Linked DNA regions of Homo sapiens: region 2 is linked to region 1. Evidence: chromatin contacts called from ENCODE Hi-C or POLR2A ChIA-PET data. All regions are on one chromosome and are shown on one strand. Each heading gives the region's core, a stretch centred on a gene start or an enhancer-like site at or near the end of the contact. The rest is flanking DNA. Distances are from core to core; before and after follow the strand shown. Region 1 overlaps PHLPP1 (PH domain and leucine rich repeat protein phosphatase 1). Region 2 has its middle 52 kb from the start of PHLPP1.

Region 1 (6,759 bases), core at 2,325-4,824:
GGCTCAGCCGGATCCTGATGATCAGTTTATCATACCCCCGGAGCTGGAAGAGGAGGTCAAAGAAATCATGAAGCATCACCAGGAGCAACAGCAGCAGCAGCAGCCGCCACCACCCCCTCAGCTCCAGCCGCAGCTGCCGCGGCACTACCAGCTGGACCAGCTGCCAGATTATTACGACACGCCACTATGACCCAGCCGAGCTGTTTAACAAATAAACTAACCACAAAAGACTGAGTTGCAAGAGTCTCCCAGGCTCACATTAAACCAGGGGTTTTACTCCACATCCTTCCCCCAGACACTGTTCCCAACCTGTCATCGCAGCTAATCTGTAGGTTCTCTTTCTTTGGGTTATTTTTTTAAGTAATCACCACTTTCTTCTAGTGATGCTTTACCAATATGATTTACATTTGTTAACTTCTCCCCCTAACATATCAGATATGTAAAGACAAAGAACAAAAGGTTTAATATATTACAGAGAAACAGTTAATGATAATGTAATATTTTTTAAAATGGCTTTTTGTTGTTTGTTTGGAAGGCAGGGCAGGCTGCCGTTGCTAAATGATTTAATAATATTGTAATTCTGTATTTCTTTGGGGGGAAAAGGCTTTTGTTTTGTTTTGTTTTGTTTTGTTTTGTTTTTGTCTTGAAAATAATAGACATTTGTAGAATATGGAGACTAACTCCTAGGAGTTGCTTTACTCTGTCAGGTGACTTAAGTCACTGGGATTCACTAATTTTCTCTGAGAGAACAGCTGATTGAGAATTTCCATTGTAAATAGCTCAGTGTTGTATAGTGAGGCTTACGATGTTTTGTAGTCTTGGCGTAAGGACACAGCCCAAGTAACTGACGTTTCCCCTCCCCCTCCCCTCTGAGGAGCCTGCCTGCCTCACAACTCACCCTCACTTCACTGAATGAGGAGGCTGAGCAGCTGCAGTGTTTCTGTCCGGAGGAAATGGATCTTAGGCCACTGGACAAGAACCTGCACCCAAGGGCCCTGAACCCATTTTCCTCCCCTGTCCCAGCCTTCCCACTTTGACAGACACTTTTAACTGTGTTCCTTACTGCTGCCACAATCAGCATGGTTGTATAGTGCCCCATTAGGCCATTTACATACCCAGAGTTATACTCAAGCAGAATGCACAAATGGACATGTCATAATTTTTGTTACAATAAATATGAAATTTACAAGTATTTACAAGTATCTGCTTTTGTCTCAGCAGCCAGATGTTTCTTGGAGACAGTCACACTAGCTTGCGTTTAGAAAGAATGGATGGAATATTGGGGTTATCAGATATTTCTGATTTTTTTTTTAAGAGAAAAACATCCAGTAAGTTAACCTACATTGAATGAAATGTGAAATTAACCAAATGGTAAGCAGTATAATTAGCTGATCTTACAGCTTTTCTTTTCTTTTCTTTTCTTTTTTTTTTTTTTTTGAAATGGAGTCTCGCTCTGTCTCCCAGGCTGGAGTGCAGTGGTGTGTTCTCTGCCCACTGCAACCTCCGCCTCCCGGGTTCAAGTGATTCTCCTGCCTCAGCCTCTGAATAGCTGGCATTACAGGCACCCGCCACCATGCCCAGCCAATTTTTGTATTTTTAGTAAAGATGGGGTTTCACCATGTTGGCCAGGCTGGTCTCATACTCCTAACCTCAAGTGATCTGCCCACCTCAGCCTCCCAAAGTGCTAGGATTACAGGTGTGAGCCACTGTGCCAGGCCTGATCTTACAGCTTTTCTATTTCTTCTTATGACTTAGGGTAAGATGTTTGGGTACTTCTTAGGGAAGATGTGAGAAGGGGGATAGACAGAGGTTGCATAGATAGGGGAGATCCCTGGACAACTTTACTCTCACGAAGCGAAGTTTTCAGTTTTCCTGGGGGGCCTGTAGCTCACATAAGCAGGTTAACCTGCCTCTTACTTGGACAGGGTCAATCAAGCTGGTTGGCTTGCCTTCCACCACCAGCAGGAATCGTGTAGGTGCAGCGGTGTGTACTTAAGAAAGCCAGTATTCCCAGCTACTAGTCAACTGCATTTACAGACAGGGACCTCCGCCTTCACCTCGCCCCCACCCTACACGTGTGAACCTTGTGTGGAAGATACTGTTGGTCTTCATCTCACATGGACCACCTTCCTATGTAGACCTGGCTTCCTTCTTTAGGTCTGCCCTTGGGTGGGACCTGGCTAATTCAGTGACAGGGCAGTTCTTATTTCTTAACTAGTAGACTTGGTGGTGGGCTCTGTGTCCCCCTCTAGGAGGCCGCTGGGTGGACTTTGTTTTCGTAATGGCCGTACTTCATTTCCACATCAGGCTACTTGCACACAGTGCTCTTTGGAAACCACTAAAGCCATGGAAGAGAATTGCCTCATCTCGGCCCAGTGAGAGACCCAGGGACCAAGGAAGCTGACTCCCCAGTACAGGCGGAGCGCTCTGGCTGAGACTGGAAGCTAAACCACCTTGGGACCCCTGCCCCGGTTCCACTTCCCAGCCCCTTACCTTGTCCCTCGGGCTGCCCCACTGGGTTGAAGCAGATGTGGACAACTCCAAGCTCTCACACCGACGCCTTAGTTCCTGCAGGTCTGGGCTGCTTCTCTGACTTCCTCAGTTCTTAAACCCCCTCTGGGCAGGGTTCACCTGTCCCCGGGGGTGGAGCACACCCCGGCCTTGTATGTGGATCTCTTCCACCGCAGCTCACTTCCAGAGTGGTCAGAACTGGCTGAGCGTGGTCCACGGAGGCAGCAATCGCTTCCAGATTCTAAAATGGGCCCCACAGCAACTCTGTGCCAGGGGCAGCCACTGGGCCCCACAAGCTCTGATGCAGGGACACCTCATTTCCTAACTTCTGTGTCTGCTGCAGGAGAAAGGGGTATGAGACTTGGAATTGCTTTTTTCCTGAGTCCTCCAGTTTATTTGTGCTTGCTGCTGGGTTTATTGTCTCTTTTCGGTCCCATTGTGCACATACTACATGTAAGGCACCTTGGAGTGAGACTGCCCTTTGGAGGCTTGGGGTAAGTAGGGCATTTAGATGAAAAGGTAATTCAGTCAAGCACATGTTGAGTGACCAAAGTGGCATAGACTTAGCTGATAGGTCTCCATGCGGTTGCATAGGAGCTGCCTCAGTTATTTCTGAGGAGTTTCTTTGCATTTCTGTTTATCCAGATAGCATCTAATAGTATATGTAGAGCTGCTTATACAACTGAAAGTGCTTTCTGAATATTAAAGTGCTTAATATTTGAAGATCCCTGAAGCCACAGTGTCTGCAGGGTAAGTATTAGGGAGAAGGGCATTCCCGCCTGCTCTATTCCCTGCTTCCTGCTGGAAATCCAGATAATTGGGAAAGGGCTTTGAGGGGAGAGAAAGGAAGAAATGAAACGGGAAGCGGAGAGCTGTGGTGAGCCTTGCTAGGAGAAGAACCCCTGATCGAGGACCCTAGAAACTGTTTGGTGTTGGATCCAGCGCATGCTGCCCGCCCTGTGCTGCCCTCAAGCTTCCTGCCCTTCGCTCCTGCTCCCGAGCACTGGCTTTGATGAGAGGTAGCAGAGCCGATCTCTGGGACCCAGAAACCCCACCTGCCTGCCTTGGTTTCTCTTGATTGCTTTTGTCACAGCACCACCTGCTGGTAAGCTTAGACTTTGGGTGGAAATGGGCTTCACTCTTTATCCTTCCTTCACTTTCCCAGAAGAAACAAAGTGTTTAAGTTTCTTATCACTGTATTTTCGTAAACACATGATAGCAAACTCCTATACCACTGTCAAGTATAGCCGAGAAGCTGTGTTTCCGCTTTGTAAGACAGTAGAAGTGATGACAGCTGGTTCCTGTGATGAGCCTGATTTTCCATGGGAAATTGACATGCAGAAATATTAAGATGGATAACCAGAATCATATAGTTTTGCTGGGAGAGAAGTCTGTCTTCAATGTCCATCTAATTCCCAATTCCCCTTTCCATGGTTAAAAAAAGCAAAACACAAAGCATCTGTTAACATGTTCTGGACCTTATAGGATAACACCTGAGAGTCCCCTCACCACTGGCACTGCAGGGGAGAGAAGAAGAATTCCATTTGATCATGTGAACATTCATCAAAGGGTATTTTGAGTTCATCCCTGACATGTTATCACAAGATAGAATTTCAGGCCGGGCACGGGGGCTCATGCCTATAATCCCAGCACTTAGGGAGGCCAAGGCGGGTGGATCACTTGAGGTCAGGAGTTCGAGACCAGCCTGGCCAACATACTGAAATCTCGTCTCTACTAAAAATACAAAAATTAGCCAGGTGTAGTGGTGCATGCCTGTAATCCCAGCTACTCGGGAGGCTGAGGCAGGAGAATCGCTTGAACACAGGAGTCGGAGGTTACAATGAGCCGAGATTACGCCACTGCATTCCAGCCTGGAATGCAGAGACTGGAACAGCCTGGCGACAGAGACTCTGTCTCAAAAAAAATTTTTTTTTCTTTTATTATCATACTTTAAGTTCTAGGGTACATGTGCACAACGTGCAGGTTTGTTACATATATATACATGTGCCATGTTGGTGTGCTGCACCCATTAACTCGTCATTTACATTAGGTATATCTCCTAATGCTATCCCTCCCCGCTCCCCCACGCCACAACAGGCCCCGGTGTGTGATGTTCCCCACCCTATGTCCAAGTGTTCTTATTGTTCAATTCCCACCTATGAGTGAGAACATGCGGTGTTTGGTTTTCTGGCCTTGTGATAGTTTGCTGAGAATGATGATTTCTAGCTTCATCCATGTCCCTGCAAAGGACATGAACTCATCCTAAAAAAAGATAGAATTTCTATAAAGTGTGGGTTTCTGGTATCTGCCTTACCTACCTCTCCAGCAATCAAATTAGGTCATGTATTTGCAGTAATTTAAATACTAAAGCCTTATGTAAGTGTAAATATTGTCATTGTTACAAATGAAGGAACTAAGGGGCGTCTGAAAGAAAATAATGAGGAATGCAGCAAAAGCACCTTTTTAAGCCAGGTATGGTACTGTGGGCCTGAAGTTAGTCCCAGCAACTTGGGAGGCTGAGGCTAGAGGATCACTTGAGCCAACGAGTTCAAGGCCAGCCTGGGCAACACAGCAAGCCCCTGACTCTTAAAAAAAAAAAAAAAAGAAAGAAAAAAGTACCTTTTTGAAAATGGGAAACTCTTAAGTCACTTATTACAATTGTTATAGAAGGAAAAGCACTGGTAATGATGGAGAAAATGGGCTTCTCTCATTTGTTGCCATTTCATTTTTCTTTCATTGCATCCCCCTAACTCACACTGTGCAAACTAGTCTATGGAAACTCTTATCTCACTATTGTCATTTATCTGTCATGAACTGATTCTTATTGCTATGTATTTGAAAGACGGCTCTAAGGTGGTTTTTTTTTTCCCCTAAGCCTCACCCCACTCAGCACCAAAATTACAACAAAGTTCCAACTTAGTACGGCGAGTCTATTGCCCTGCTCACTAAGTGAATGTAGGAATTACATCTAGCAGACAAAGCTTTGGGCTGGTGATGGAAAGCACACCCCACCGCTCACACCCTCCTGCTTCACTGTGTGCATTCATTCAACGTGTTTAGGAAACACCAGTAAAGAGCTGGCTACTTTGCATGGCTCTGCCTCACCAGCACGGGGCCCTGAGAAAATGGCTTGGTGTGGAGGTGGCTGTGCTAACCTCATGAGGGTGTGAGCCAGCCTGACGATGGCCTACGGGCCCACATGAATGGCAGAAGCCAGTGTGGAGGCCCCATATATTGTCCTGTTCCTTCTGGAAGACTAAGGTTGAACACTGCCGAGGAAATTGGCAGATGGGTCCTCAAGGCAGCCGTCCATTTTCTGGGGTGTGTGGTAGAAAGCTGGAGGCTATGCTGTCCCCAGCCCTGATGTGAGTACCCATAAACAATCATGGCATTTCTCCAGCTTCGGTTCATGAGTCCCTTCATTTTATGCCCAATCAGAAACACAGTGTTCTTCTATCCTGTGCAGAGGGGGAAGCAACAGAACACTTGGAGAATTTTCTTCCATCTGCTCATGACTGGAATTGCTCTCATTGTCATTCCTCCGCTTTTCTAAGGACAGGGAAGGAAAACTGCCTTCACTGAAATCACAGGTACTTTCTAGTCATTCAGTTTCTTAGGTCTTATTCCATTCTGGTAAGCTGGCACTTTCCCCTAATTACCAATCTTACCTATTGAGAGAAAGTTGAAATGGCAACAAAGATGGTTTTCCCAAATGCTACACCTCCAGATGTTGACTTTTCTTGAACTCATAAATAAGTGATTTGCTCTTCTGAATTTTCAAGAAAACTGCTCCACAATTAACATTCAAAGTTTCTTAAACTAGTTTTCACTTAATAGAAATTGCCTTGTAAGCCACGAATAAATCAAGCACACAAAATAAATGTATTTTATTTGCCTTATGATCTGTAATACTGTAATGCTGTAATACACCTCCTCCTAGAGCATTTCAGATGGTTAAAAATAGCTTATTTAAATGTGTCACATCCATATACACCATGGAATACTATGCAGCCATAAAAAATGATGAGTTCATGTCCTTTGTAGGGACATGGATGAAATTGGAAATCATCATTCTCAGCAAACTATCGCAAGGACAAAAAACCAAACACCGCGTATTCTCACTCATCGGTGGGAATTGAACAATGAGAACACATGGACACAGGAAGGGGAACATCACACTCTGGGGACTGTTGTGGGGTGGGGGGAGGGGGGAGGGATAGCATTAGGAGATATACCTAATGCTAAATG
Region 2 (6,759 bases), core at 3,075-5,574, 320 kb before region 1:
TTGTTTTCTTGCCCTCTGTGATGCCTCATGTCTCCTGGATCAGGACATCTCTGGTTTGCCCTCTTCAGAGAGCAAATCTTCTGTCACCTGCTGGGTGGTAGAGGAGTGACAGCCTCTGGCTGTGTGGAGTGAGGAGGAAGAGCTGAGGTCCAGCTCCTTCTTACACAGACATTGAATGAATTCTGTCATTTTCAGCGCCATCCTAATCCCCTGAATTCAGAGATGTCTAGTGCTTCCAGTTTCTGAGATTTTGGAGGATTCATAGTGGATTCAATTTATTTATTTATTTATTATTTGTATTTATTTATTATTTGTTGTTTTTTTTTTTGAGACGGAGTCTTGCTCTGTCGCCCAGGCTGGAGTGCTGTGTCACCGTCTCGGCTCATTGCAACCTCCAACTCCCGGGTTCAAGTGATTCTCCTGCCTCAGCCTCCCAAGTAGCTGGGATTACAGGTGCATGCCACCACACTAGGCTAATTTTTTTTGTATGTTTAGTAGAGATGAGATTTCACCATGTTGGCCAGGCTGGTTTCGAACTCCTGACCTCAAGTGATCCACCCGCCTCGGCCTCCCCAAGTGCTAGGATTACAGGCATGAGCCACCACCCCAGGCCGGATTCAATTTATCTTTTATTGGCTTCTTCAGGTATAGACACTCAGCAGAATGGAGAAAGCTGACGTTAAATTCGAAGTCTTTTGTCCAAACAACTTATGTCTTCCAAAATATTGTTGACACTTTTTGCATCTCCATTGCCATTCGCTTCTTCCTATTTTATTCCTTTATGGCTGAGTGGCTTTGAACAGGGAGTAGAGCAGATGGCATGTATTCAACCTACAGAGTTAACTGTGAGTCGACAGCTCCCAGGGAGAAGGCAAGCACAGGTGAGCCCTTAGTAGCATGTATCAGGAGAATCCTCAGGCTGGAGGCCACCGCGGCTGTGAACTTAAAAAAATAGATTAGCAAATTATGAAGAAAATCATTCATCTACTTCACAGTTGTATCTAGTGATGCCTCAGCCAAAAGAAACAAATATTTAAAATAATTACCAAGTTTCCTCTTGAGTCACCAATAAAGCAGCTGCATGTAATTACAACAATACAAGACATCCCCATCCACTTAGACCTGTCAGATTCCCAGGCTACTGTTTTTCCAGGCCACTGTCTTTCTGTTAGGCTATGCTGCTGCTGCTCATTGCCAACATTACATAGCGCTTCATATGTCCAAGCACTTTACATTTTTTAATACTTTAATCCTCACAACCATCGTTTTCTAGAGTTACTGTTATTACAGGAGGATAATATAGTTGGCCCTCTCTGTGGGTTCTGCATCTGTGGACTCAACCAACCTCAGATTGGAAATATTCAGGAAAAATCTGCATCTGTACTGAACATGTACAGATTTTATTCCTTGTCATTATTCCCTAAACAATACAGTATAGCAAATATTTACATAGTACATCCATTGTTTTAGGTATCATAAGTAATCTAGAGATGATTTAAAGTATAGGAGAAGATGTAAGTTATATGCAAATTCTACAGCGTTTTATCAGGAACTTGAACATCCATGGATTTTGGTATCTGCAGGGGGTTCTGGAAATAATCCCCCATGGATACTGAGGGGCAACTGTTGTATGGCACAAAGCACTTAGGTAACCTGCTCAAGTTCACACAGCTAGAATAGTTCAAATAGAATGAATGGTTAATAGTGTAAATAGAATAGAATGGTTCAAAGCCAGGATTTGAACCAAGGATGACCTTCTCTAGTCTTTGCTCTTATAAATGCACTATAGCACTTTGGGAGGCTGAAGTCGGCAGATCACCTGAGGTCAGGAGTTCAAGACCAGCCTGGACAACATGGTGAAACCCCGTCTACTCAAAATACAAAAATTAGCCAGGCCTGGTGGCGCGCACCTGTAATCCCAGCTACTCAAGAGGTTGAGGCAGGAGAATTGCTTAAGCTCAGGAGGCAGAGGTTGCAGTGAGCCAAGATTGTGCCACTGCACTTCAGCCTGGGCAAAAGAGCAAGACTTCGTCTCAAATAAATAAATAAAAAACAAATGCAATATAGATAATAATAATTGAATTTATTTATCACCCTACAATTTCAAGAGCATTTTCACCTGATCTCATTGATTTTACAGTCCCATTTTACAGTTGAGAACGCTGAAAGCCCATTTGACTTATCCGAGATCTGCAGTTTACCTTACTGTTTTACCTAGCGATAACACTGATGCGCTTTGTTTTTAAGGTTTATAGTACTTTGCAGCCCTAAGCTCAGCCCTTTCACTGGTTCATTTTGATGATTATGAAAATTCATTTCCATAGGATGCCAAGAAGAGGAGGCATTATAAAAGCAATAGACATATTCAAGAGCAGATTGTGAATTGTTGGTTAAAACTCAGAAGGTATTTTCCCATAAAAATAATGTGAGTCATGGTCAGTAGGTGTGTAGGCTAGCCCACAAATGCTAGGATGTTCCTTAGTGTTACCACAGTAACTGCAGCTCTCCAGGGCCTGGGGTGGAGAGGAATTTAGGTACAAGGGAGGACCCAGTGGTGGCGGCAGCCCCTCCCACTGGAGGGCGAAAGCCTGGAGGTGGAGGGAGCCTGGAAGGGGGCTGAGGAAAGGTCAAGGATCAGTTGAGTGTTTGTAAAGTGCGGACCTGCCTGGCATGGTTTTGTTTTCCTTTTTTTTTTTTTTTTTTTTTGAGATGGACTTTCACTCTGTCGCCCGGCTGGAGTGCAGTGGCACGATCTCGGCTCACTGCAACCTCTGCCTCCCAGGTTCAAGCAATTCTCCTGCCTCAGCCTCCCGAGTAGCTGGGACTACAGGCACACACCACCACGCCCAGCCAATTTTTGTATTTTTAGTAGAGGAGATGGGCTTTCACCATATTGTCCAGAATGATCTCGATCTCTTGACCTCATTATCTGCCTGCCTCAGCCTCCCAAAGTGCTGGGATTACAGGTGTGAGCCACCACTCCCAGCACATTTGCCATTTAATCAAAGAGATTTCCTGGAATAACAGACACTCTACATCTAAGGAACGTGATGGGAAACTTAGATTCTACACTTAACAACGTGGAGAGAGTTGAAGAGCAGGCCCAAGGCCAGCTGAGAGTCATTTACAGAGGGAACATCATGTCTAAATAAAGCCGATTTCCCCAAGGAATATGGAGACCTTTCCCTCCAATCATTAGGTCCCTAGCTTGACTGTTTTGTTTTTGTTTTGTTTGTTTGTTTTTAGAGAAGGAGTCTCACTCTGTGGCCCAGGCTGGAGTGCAGTAGTGTGATCTTAGCTCACTGCAACCTCCGCCTCCCAGGTTCAAGTGATTCTCCTGCCTTAGCCTCCAGAGTAGCTAGGATTACAGGCATGTGCCACCACACCCAGCTAATTTTTATTTTTTTGTATTTTTAGTAGAGATGGGGTTTCATCATGTTGGCCAGCCGGGTCTTAAACTCCTGACCTCAAGTGATCTGCCTGCCTCAGCCTCCCAACGTCCTGGGATTACAGGCATGAGCCACTGGGCCTGGTCCCCTGGCTTTACTGTTAACCTACAGACTTTGTGCAGTTAGAGGGTTTCTCTATCCCAGGGTGACATTAGAATCTCATATTTGGAGTAAATGGAATCAGTCATTTGTAATAAAGACTTCCGAGTTTTACCTGCTTCCAAAATTGGGATCTTGCCAGCTAGATCCAGGATGGAAGCTGGGTGTGATCATGTTTTCATTGATTAATTATAATAATTAATCCCATTTTAATCACTCATTTAATCATTCATCTATCTCCTCCAATCATTCTAAAAATTAGGAGGTGACTGGAAGTGTTTTTATTTGTTGGGTTTTTTATTTGGAGTCCATGATTTTCCTGAATGTTCTACAATTGTAAAAGAGTAAACATTTCTAGGCAGAAAGCTGGTTTTTCTTGTTGCCAGTACTCAGGATTTGTTTTGTTTACTGTTGTATTTTTTCCTGAGAGAAATTAAACAGGTCTTACAACCCAACCTGCCTTCTGGCCACAAAGCCTCCCTCCTGTATATTCGCAGAGCGGATCTGATAAGGGAACTGCCATCTTAAATTCTAGAAGCTTCTTGATGACTTGACCAGAAGCCAAGCCAGGGCCTGCAGTTAAGCACAGCCTTCAGGGCCTTGAAGCTGCCATGTGGGGAGACTGGAGTACCTTTTACAGTTTTCAAATAAGCAAAACCCACTCGAGAGATTTTTTTTATTTTGAGCTTAAAATAAACAGAAAAACAGTTGCAATTTGAATCATCAGCGCCTTGCTCAGCAGCCAGTTTAACTGAAGTCTCCATGGAGCTGCCCCAAGGGCAGAAGCCTCTCCCTTAAGATAACACTACTCGGTGATGAGTCATTTTGGGGTCCAGGACATTCATCAGTCCTTGAAATGACACCATAAGTAATAGCTGTATGGCTGCCCAGAGTGAGATAACTTCTTAGGACCAAATGCCTTGCTCAAGCATTTTGCAGAGACTGGGAGGTGGGATGCAGGGTGTTATTAAGGACAGGGAAGCTTGTTGTCTACTGCCTGGAGGGTAAACTGAGCCTGAGCCCTTGGACTGCCAGGAGATGGCCAGCCGCACAGTGCATCAGGCTGACAGCCAGGTCCTTTCTGCAAGGCTATTCCCGGGCCTTCTTTCCTGTGTTCATTAGCGCAGATGAGCATACGTTTGGAGAAATGTGTCATTAGGTGATTTTGTTGTGTAAACAACACAGCGAGCACGTACACAAGGCTAGATGGCATAGCCTACTGCACACTTAGGCTGGATGGTCTAGTCTATTGCTCCTAGGCAACAAGCCTCTATAGCATGTCATTGAGTACTGTAGGCAACTGTAATGCAATGCTAAGTATTTGTGTGTCTGAATGCAGAAAAAGTATAGTAAAAATAGAGTATTATAATTTTCTGGGACCACTGTTGTATATTCAGTTCATCATTGATTGAAATGTTATATGGCACATAATGTTTAGATTTCTTTATCTAAACATTTATTTTTTGTTATTTTTTAAATTAATTAATTTATTTTTTCTTGAGATGAAGTTACACTGTATTGCCCAGGCTGGAGTGCAGTGGCACGATCTCGGCTCACTGCAACCTCTGCCTCCCAGGTTCAAGCGATTATCCTGCTTTAGCCTCCTGAGTAGCTGGGATTACAGGCACACGCCACCACGTCCAGCTAATTTTTGCATTTTTGTAGAGATGGGGTTTTACCATGTTGGCCAGGCTGGTCTTGAACTCCTGAGCTCAGGTGATCCACCTGCCTTGGCCTCCCAAAGTGCTGGGATTACAGGCATGAGCCAACGCGCCCGGCCCTAAACATTTTTATACAATAGTATACCCACCTCTCCAAATGTTTTTATCAGGATTTTGAGTTGGAAAATCTTTTTTTCCTCACTCTCCTAAACCATCACCATTATTTTCCATCAAGATGCCTAACATTGATTCAGTTAGGCCTCTGCAACTCAGGAAATTACTGAAATTACAAAAGGACTGTAACACACACCAGAATTAACCTGCCCTCAAGAAATTATTCTTAAAATGTGCATAGCTTTGACAGTCCAAACTGTACAATAAGCTGAATATGGTATGGAAATATTAAAGTATGCAGAGTTGGCCGGGCGTGGTGGCTCATGTCTGTAATCCCAGCACTTTGGGAGGCCAAGATGGGCGGATCACCTGAGGTCAGGAGTTCGAGGCCAGCCTGGCCAATATGGTGAAACCCCCATCTCTACTAAAAATACAAAAATTAGCTGGGTAGGGTGGCGGGCACCTGTAATCCCAGCTACTTGGGAGGCTCAGACAGGAGAATTGCTTGAACCTGGGAGGCAGAGGTTGCAGTGAGCCAAGATTGTGCCGCTACACTCCAGCCTGGATGACAGAGCAAAAACTACTTCTCAAAATAAATAAATAAATAAATAAATGCAGGATGATCTCATCTCCAGATTCTTAATTACAACTACAAAAACCTGATTTTCAAATAAGATCACATTTGAGTTAGCACTTGAACATCGGTTTTGTGGGGCCACCATTCAACCTATGACAGTGAACAAGCCAGCGTCTTGCTTTTCCTTGTCCTGAGCAGTGGACAATCTCGGCACCCTTCCGCAGTGCTCATCTGCCTTCGTGTATCTAGACCAGAGACTTCCAATCGTTTTGGTCTGTTCTCTCACAGGAGTCACTCTATGGCACTTTGTTGAGCCTTGGAACTACTTCACTTATCATTTGTCTCCCCCCAGATTAGAAGAATGTCTTTTCTGGAGAAGAAAGCTCGGCATGACAAAGCACACGGTGGCTCACAGCTCTGTTGAAAATAGAGTTGGAAAGACGTTTAGTAAATTCGTGCTTTCAGAAGATTCTAATAAAGCAAGGCAAACCAAGTTAATGCTGGGGCAATAGCGTCTTCTATTGCCTTCAGCCTTCCCTGAAGAATTAGATTTCTTCAGGGAATTGGAGTTGTAAACCAAAGAGAGCCTCCTATCTGCTAAGGTGTTAGTTAAGAATTATTCAACCTTGGCACTTTCCAGTTTGAGCAAATAAACCCAGATTCTTCCCTGATGTTTAATAGAAGGGCCTTAAGAGTATTAGAGTCAGGCAGATGTGGGCTGGAATCTAGGCTCTGCCACTGTATAACCTGAAATAAGTTACTTAATCTCACCTAGTCTCATTTTCTGTATCTGTAAATTTGAGCTGATAATAGAATTATTACTTCATAGGATCACTGACATAGTTAAATGAGATAATGC

What was found. Hi-C counts contacts between places; a loop is a spot of excess contacts on that map. ChIA-PET counts read pairs that join two places held with the same protein, here RNA polymerase II (POLR2A). Pooled maps may share reads with other maps.
Region 2: a loop to region 1 is called in a pooled map, with 2.1 times the contacts of the local background. The contact joins two enhancer-like sites. A Hi-C loop is called at or near these places in 1 of 50 pooled maps. POLR2A ChIA-PET finds 5 or more read pairs at or near these places in 2 of 52 experiments (WTC11 and activated T-cell).

What each region holds. Positions count from the first base shown.
Region 1 is chr18:62,979,242-62,986,000 of GRCh38, forward strand. PHLPP1 (PH domain and leucine rich repeat protein phosphatase 1) reads left to right here. Exons shown (of 17, transcript NM_194449.4): 17 at 1-1,192. The coding sequence ends at 190. Among named protein-coding and RNA genes, the nearest start is that of PHLPP1, 270 kb to the left of the region's middle. Within about 2 kb of position 3,575, at least 2 of the 41 ENCODE cell types and tissues checked have a DNase peak (open chromatin) inside an H3K27ac peak, as active enhancers do.
Region 2 is chr18:62,659,832-62,666,590 of GRCh38, forward strand. No RefSeq gene overlaps it. Among named protein-coding and RNA genes, the nearest start is that of PHLPP1, 52 kb to the right of the region's middle. RefSeq lists an enhancer at 4,126-4,285. Within about 2 kb of position 4,325, at least 4 of the 41 ENCODE cell types and tissues checked have a DNase peak (open chromatin) inside an H3K27ac peak, as active enhancers do.